2 separate regions of the Homo sapiens genome follow, and region 2 is linked to region 1. A link is an interaction called in ENCODE POLR2A ChIA-PET data of the cell type or tissue named here. Cell type or tissue: PC-3. All regions are shown on one strand. Each heading gives the region's core, and the rest is flanking DNA. Links, peaks and the distances in the headings are about the cores only.

What was found. ChIA-PET counts read pairs that join two places held together with the same protein. Peaks named below come from ENCODE experiments on the same cell type or tissue, not always from the same donor. Only the 100,000 strongest peaks of a DNase experiment are listed, where the experiment ranks them.
Region 2: POLR2A ChIA-PET joins it to region 1 with 12 read pairs; 2 of 35 experiments call an interaction of 5 or more read pairs at or near these places.

The regions. Positions count from the first base shown.
Region 1 is chr5:157,463,112-157,465,611 of GRCh38, reverse strand. NIPAL4 (NIPA like domain containing 4) reads right to left here. Exons shown (of 6, transcript NM_001099287.2): 2 at 2,279-2,500. Among named protein-coding and RNA genes, the nearest start is that of NIPAL4, 4.1 kb to the right of the region's middle. In PC-3, for the core only: no CTCF peak of the experiment used is centred there; DNase peaks (open chromatin) are centred at 951 and 1,651; H3K27ac peaks cover 975 bases.
Region 2 is chr5:157,216,452-157,221,358 of GRCh38, reverse strand. It overlaps ITK (IL2 inducible T cell kinase), which reads right to left. Exons shown (of 17, transcript NM_005546.4): 5 at 3,452-3,492. Among named protein-coding and RNA genes, the nearest start is that of ITK, 38 kb to the right of the region's middle. RefSeq lists enhancers at 1,444-1,493, 4,514-4,593, 4,634-4,693. In PC-3, for the core only: no CTCF peak of the experiment used is centred there; no DNase peak of the experiment used is centred there.

The DNA.
Region 1 (2,500 bases), core at 1-2,500:
GAAGCTCCACAAAGCCAGGAATTGTGTCTGCTTTGTTCAGGACCTGGCACGTAGTCAATACTCAGTAACATTAGCAACAACGATGATGATAATAATGGATGATGATAGATGGGTTTGAGACAGTTTCATAAAAATCCAAAAATTTATGTTGCTTTTGGGAATGCCCACTTTTCTAAGGAAGAGGTGTCCTATTTTCATTAGGTTCCTAAAAAGGTCAGAATTTCCCATAAATGTTAAGAACTCTGAGAACATTTTACTCTAAGGGTTGAAATCACAGAAGATACTGAAATAGTAGATTGGAGAAAAAAATGGATTCCAGGGAAGTTGTCTTTCTGAATGGTCAATGATACCTTCTCTGAACACAAGCAGAAATTTCCCTGGCACTCTGGAAGGTCTCTGGCCTTTCCAACACTTGTCTAGAAGTGAAGGGTGGAATGGCAATGACCATTGTTCCTGACTTCATCTCTGCACCTCACAGCTATTCATTTTGCAGCACACATGGGCTCTAGACCTGTACCTCTAACTGTGGGAACCTCCCACTGAGATAACAGTAATACCAATACTAGTGCTAGTCTGTGCACTAGTACCTCTAACTGTGGGAACCTTTCACTGAGATAACAGTAATACCAATACTAGTGCTACTCTGTGCTAGGTATGATTCTAACTATGTTGCATTTTCTTATAACCCTTTAGGCTGGTACTATTCTTATCTCCATTTTATAGATGAGAAGACTGAGGCATAGAAATAGATACTTTTCTTGCCCAGAATTGAATCACCAGGAATTGAGGAGCCAGAATTAGAACCCTAATAGTCTGCTTCCTAAGTGCAATATCCCACAAAAACATTAAATTGAACGTGTCCAAACTTGAATGCATCATCTTCCCATAAACCTGTCCCTCCTTCTACACTCTTCATCTCAAGAAATAGCACTTTCATCACCCCAGTTGCTCAAGTCAAAAGCATGAGTCATCCTTGACTCCTTCCCCCGCCCCTCCTCCCTTGCTTGAAGCCGGTCTGTATCAAAGCTGGTAAATTCTACCTTCAAAAACTAGCTTTGGAATCCACCAGTTGTCTCCATTCCCATTTCCGTCTCCCGGGCTCAAGTTCTGTCCTTTCACTCACCTACTTGGTTTCCCAGGCTCCAGGCTTGTCCCCTAATCCGTTCTTCACCCAGCAACCAGGGATCTTTTCAAATTGCAAATTAGACTGTGTCACTCGCCTTCCTAAAACCTTTCAGTCACTTAACAATTGCACTCAGCCTCTGTACTTCCATTTACAAGACCCTTCATGAGCTGGCCCTTCACTCACCATGCACCCCTCCTGCTCCTGCCATTCTGAATGACTTTCGATTTCTAGTATCACTCAAGTTCTCTCACCTCTGAGCCTTTGCACGTGTTATTCCTTCTGCCTGGAACACTGTCTCCCTATTTCCCCTTTTACCTTGCTGTCTCCTCATAATCTAGGTCTCAGTTTAGAGATCATCTCTTCTAGAGAAACCTCCCCTAATCCCCCAAGTCTGGGCTTTACACACCCCTCCAAAATATTCCCCCATAGCAGGCTGTGTTTTCCCCATGATGGCACTTAACACATGATAAAACAACTGCCTATTGACTCATCTGTCTCTTCCACTTGACTGAAGGTTCCACGAGGACACTGAATCCCCATGTCTAGCATTGTCCCTGGCATACAGCAGGCATGTGATAAATGGTGATTAAATGAATGAGTCATTTTGCACAGGATTCCTTTTCTCAAGCACTGTTTCACGGAAAAACATCTTATTTTCCAAACAAGCAAATCCCTTGGGGTCAGACAGTTCACCATTTTTTGGCAGCCCAGAAGGGAGCTCAATTGGATGCTAAGTGAGGGCACACCAGCGTCTGACATTGTTCTGAGCAGAAGTATCTATTCCCATTTTGCAGAGAAGCTGTGACTTGCCTGTGATGACGTTGGTGGGAAGTAAGACCAAGACCAGACATGCATATCTGATTCTTGGTCCTGAGACTTGTCCCTTCCCTCCTCTAATAAACACATCATGAAGGTCTCAGGAAAGATTGGATTCTAAAGGAAGGCATCCTGTTTGCTCTCTAAACTGAGACCTCCTATTGGAGGCCTTCCTTTATAACCCTAAACCCTAACCCTGTTGGCAGGTGGGATTCCAGATAGGGTTGACAATGAGCCTTTTGTACCTTGCTGAGGCCATCCTCTTAGACTACAGCCCCGGACCTTGTGAGAGCTCAGCTGCCCTGGGCCCTATCCTCTCCTGGCCCAGGAACCTACCAGCTCGAGTGGCTCCCGTGGCCACGAGTCGCAAGAGGCCTTTCTTCTTGAGGATGACGCTGCTGCCGATGAGGAAGCTAGACAGGAATGCCAGGCCCAGGCCGATGTAGAAGCCATAGTTCTGCCTGATTCTTTCCTGCCAGCTGTGAAAGGTGGCATTGCTGGGCACCTCAGGGCTGAGGTCATTGACAATCTGGCACAGGACTTCTTGGGAGGAGCAGT
Region 2 (4,907 bases), core at 1,210-3,709, 250 kb after region 1:
CAACTACCTTGTACTTTGAGGGAAGACTATGCTTTGGTTCAGAAGTTTACTAAGAGTTGTTCATCATTTTGGAAAATTATATCACTGGTGGTAATGCTGTAGTTGAGTCCCAATACCACATTTTGTATCAGTTGCATTCGAGATGCCAAATCCAATGGATCCTACCTGCCAGTGCAAGAATTCGACTATTTCATTCTGTCTTCCAGTGCAGTCATGTCCCAATATTTATATAGAAACACATATTTTGTTATATATATTATTTTTCTTTCCTTTTTAAATATTACAGTTAGAACATTTGTTGATTCTTTTTAAAAAGTATGTTTAATACAAAAGTTAGCCAGGTGTGGTGGCAAGTGCCTGTAGTCCCAGCAACTGCGGAGGCTGAGGAGGGAGGATGGCTTGAGCCCAAGAGACAGATGGTGCAGTGAGCTATGATTGCACCACTGCATTCCAGCCTGGGCAACAGAGTGACACCCTGTCTCAAAGCAACAAAAAATTTTAATTAAGTACTTTAATTTTAAAAAATTGTGTATATATATGTTATATTAGTTATAAATTTCTTTTCAGGATAACAAAAGGAACCTTACAAAATATCTGTCATTAAAAGGCAGGATTGAGTTTGATAAGGTTGGGAACCATTAGATTTGAGTGAGAAAATCAAGGGATGGCATTTGGAGAAACTGAGTCTGTGGGCTCAGGAAGGGTTGTTTGGGAGCCTCCATGATGTGGTGAGGCATGAAAGGAATGAGGATCCTGCCTCCTGACCACTCTGCTGCAGGCCTCAGCACAACCTGACCCCCCAGGACCTCTGCTGGCCCCAGGTGGGAAGAGCTCCACGGGGCTGAGGGGCCCTCACAGAGAGCCCAGGTAGCAGTGGCAGGGATAGGGTGCCTTAGTAGGCAGCCAGCAAGAAAGGACACATGCAGACACATTCTAGTGGCCCCTCAGCAAGCCCTGGGTTGACTGGGAGGGACTGTAAGAGGAAGACTTGAGTTCCCATGGATGCAGGGGGCCAAGAGGAATCGGAATTTGTACTTCAATGTGATATACGACCTTGTTTGTATCCATAGGCAAAAGAGGCCTAGGATTGTCCTTCACTCTGACCATGGATATTTTACATCTTGAACCAAAATAGCCATCCCCCAACCCCCAGAGGACTGGCCAGTCCCCGGAGGACTGGCCCTGCTCACAGTGTTTCTCACATAGAGCATGAGACCTGTTGGCTCAGACTGGATTAAAAACAGTTTCTCTGTATGACAACCCGAGATGTCATTACCACTCAGGCAGCAGAACAAGAAGGTGAGGAGAGAAATGATTTCAAGTGGCTCAGACAAGAGAACCGTTGCATTGGATTTAGACATGCGGTTGAAACTAGAACAATGATTCCAAAACCTTTGTGGTCAGAACACTCAAAACAGTATCCACGATGCTCCTCCAAGAAGGCTGAAAAGCCAAATGGCAGAGTGTAGGGAGAGAAGGACCAGCAGTGTTTTCTGGCTTTCACCTTCATTGATACCAAAAATAAAGACACAAGAGCAGCCTCACTTAAGATGGGAGGTGTGGGTTTAGGCGGGACTGTTGAGGGAACCGTCTGCAAGGGAGGGCAGTAGGGTTCCGAACCAGGCCTTCAAAGGGGATGGTGAAATAGTCTGCAGAAGGTCAGTGAAAGAAAAGGAGAGAGAGCTCATTCTCTGCTACAGTTTCAGTACATTTCTCTCATGTTGTGAGGGAGTAGGCTGATGACAGATCTAAACACCAGGCTGGGGCTTTGAGGATTTAGAGCTTCCTTTATGGGGACGCTGCCAGTTTTGAAATGTCACCATTTTGGCTGAAGGGAAAAAAGGCAGAGCTCATTCTTCAGGAAGAAGCATGAGGAAATGGAATCTGAAAGCTCTTGTTAAAGAACTTGCTCTGGAATGAAGAGCGAGTACTCAAATGTGGGTATTGGTCAGGCACAGTGGCTCACGCCTGTAATTCCAGCACTTTGGGAGGTTGAAGTGGGTTGATCGCCTGAGGACAGGAGTTCAAGACCTGCCTGGCCAACATGGTAAAAGTCGGTCTCTATTAAAAATACAAAAATTAGCCGGGCATGATGGTGAGCGCCTGTAATCCCAGCTACTCAGGAGGCTGAGGCAGGAGAATCGCTTGAACCTGGGAGGCGGAGGTTGCAGTGAGCCGAGATCACGCCATTGCACTCCAGCCTGGGTGACAAGAGCAAGACTCTATCTCAAAAAAAAAAAAAAAAGAAAGAAAAGTGGATATTGGTGTTAATATTATCATAAGGTCAGGGTCATATTCCCTACCTAAAGGTCATGATCCTTTCCCCCATCTTTTTTTTTTCATCTCCTTAACAAAATAAGCTGCCCTAGAGTAGGTACTATGCCATCTAAGACTTGTAAGTCAGTATATTATAGATCAGTGAGGAGGCTTATTAAAATGCAGATTCCTGGGCCCCTCCCCCAGCGTTTTGGACACAGCAGGTCTGGGGGTGGGGCCTAAGAATTTGTATTTCTAACATGCTCCCAGGTGATGCAGATGCTTCTGGTCCATGGACTATACTTTGAGAACCACCACTCGAGTTAAAGACCACCACGCCAGAAACCTTGCATCCTACTAAGTTGCTGAATGGCCTTGGAAAAGCCTCAAGACCTGTCTTGGGATTTGATTTCCCAAGCTTTACAATGAGAATAAAACTAAAACCCTCTGAAGTGGATAGAACGGATAGTAAGTTTTAAAATAGATAATAAAGGGGTGGAAGTGCTTTGAAATATATAAAATATCAACAAATGTATGTCTCCAAAATGCTTGCGAAGAGTAGATGTGCACCTTGTTTTTTTTTTTTTTTTTCTGGAGACGGGGTCTTGCTCTGTCACCCGGGTTGAAGTGCAGTGGCACACAGTCATGGCTCACTGCAGTCTCGACCTCCTGGGAGTAAGTGATCCTCCCACCTCAGCTTGCTAAGTAGCTGTGACTACAGGTGTGCACCACCACACCAGCTAATTTTTAAAAATTTTTTCTAGAGATGGGGGTCTCACTTTGTTGTCCAGGCTGGTCTCGAACTCCTGGGCTCAAGCGATCCTCCCACTTTGGCCTCCCAAAGTGCTGGGATTACAGACGTGAGCCACCATGCCAGACACACTTTTATGTAGAGTGAGCTGCTACTATACTCCAAAGTGGTCAGGTGAATGGCCACCCAATTTGATATCAGTATTTGTTGAATAAATAAAGTGAGATGGAGATTTAGCAGCTGAATGGTCCTTTAAGTGGACAGACCCCCCAAGAGAGTTCAAGCCCAAAAATACCCAATGTGTTGAGTTCTGCTGAATCATGACAGCCTGCTGCATGCAGCCAGGGTTTGAAAACTATGGGGAGAGGGGGACATGCAAATAGGAACATGCCAATCAGGTAGCCTGTGGGCCCACCTGCACCCGGAGCTAGCGCTCTCACTCACCCTGTTGTCTTCAGGAGTAGGAGGAAGAGGCTTCTTTGAAGCTGAAAAGAGAAAAACAGGAAAAGAAAAAATGAGCATGAAAACTAATGGACCCAACCGGAAGTGAGCAGCCAGGGGGTTTTTCTGAGAAAAAGGGCCCAGGGAAAACAACAGAAGAAAGGGGGCCAGAAGGAGCAATAAGACACAGTGAAACCTGACTTGGCCTTGTCAGAAGCTGTCTTTTATCTCCTTGGGCCTGCTGGTTTCTGATTCCCTTTTCTAGTACACACCAGAAGCTTCCAGAAGTCCATATTCGGGGGCCCTCTCTTTCTGTATTCCCAGGAAAAGCCTGCCAGTGGGGTTAGACTTGCACCCTTCCCTGTAGGCATAGAGACTTCCGGGAATGTCTCTGCCACCTGCTAAGCTCAGGAGTGGGAATTGGTGACTCAGGGGGACAGTGACTCACTAGCTTCCTGATATGGTTGTGGGCTTGAGGAGGGGGTGGCTGAGGTGGGAGGTCATTGTGCTGCTTTTTGAGTGGGCTGGGATCCACTTTTAGTTGCCTTAAGGCATCTGAATATGTGTTCTTTCTGCCTCTTTCAAACTATACCAACCCCAGCATCTCTCTGTCTTTGTCTTTCTGCTTATCTCTGTTTCCATGTCTCCGTCTGTTTAGCTCTCCTCTCTCTTCCCTCTTTCCTCCTTTCTCTTCTCTTCTCCTCTCTCTTTCTCTTTCTCTCTCTCCTTCCTCTCATCTCTTCATATGCATCTCTCACTATTTCTCCTTTGTAGCTCTGCAAAGGCCATTCCTGGACTCAATGAATCAAAGGTGTGTGGCTGTGTCTGGGGCTCTCTGTGGTACGGGAGGCACTGCACAGACTTCAGGCTAATACAAAGACGTCCTTAATAACGAGAGATGGGAAGAGAATGGGCTGCATAGGTAGACGATGAGTTCCTCATTTCTGTATGAGGTTGACTTGAAGTTGGACAGCTCACATCAGGGATGTGGTAGAGGAGAGTCACACATTGACACTGGAGCCCAGTCCCGTGCAGACTTGCCAAGAAAGAGTAGGCTGGGATAGTGACCTGGGTATACAATGACCACAGAAGAAGGAAAACCCCTGTAATAGGAAGTATGGTTCCTATTTAGAACTCAACTTGGAGCTGGGAGACTGGTGTTCTAACTCTGGCTTCACCAATACTAGCTGTGAGCCTTGGCCACTTCCAGCCCTGGACATTCTATGACTGGTCTCTCTTTCTTCGTCCTCTGGCCTTGCTTTTCCCTTCCTTCCTTTCCCTCCCCACAGTGGGGAGATCAGGGCCAGTTCTGGTTGCAGAAATGGGTGTTACTATGGGTTGGGTGTGGCTGGGTCTGTTTTTACTCATCCACTTCTGCTGCTTCCCAGACCCATACAAGTTCTGAGGCTATATCTCAGCCTCAGATTCTTTCATCCACCAATAAGGAAGACAAGTAGAC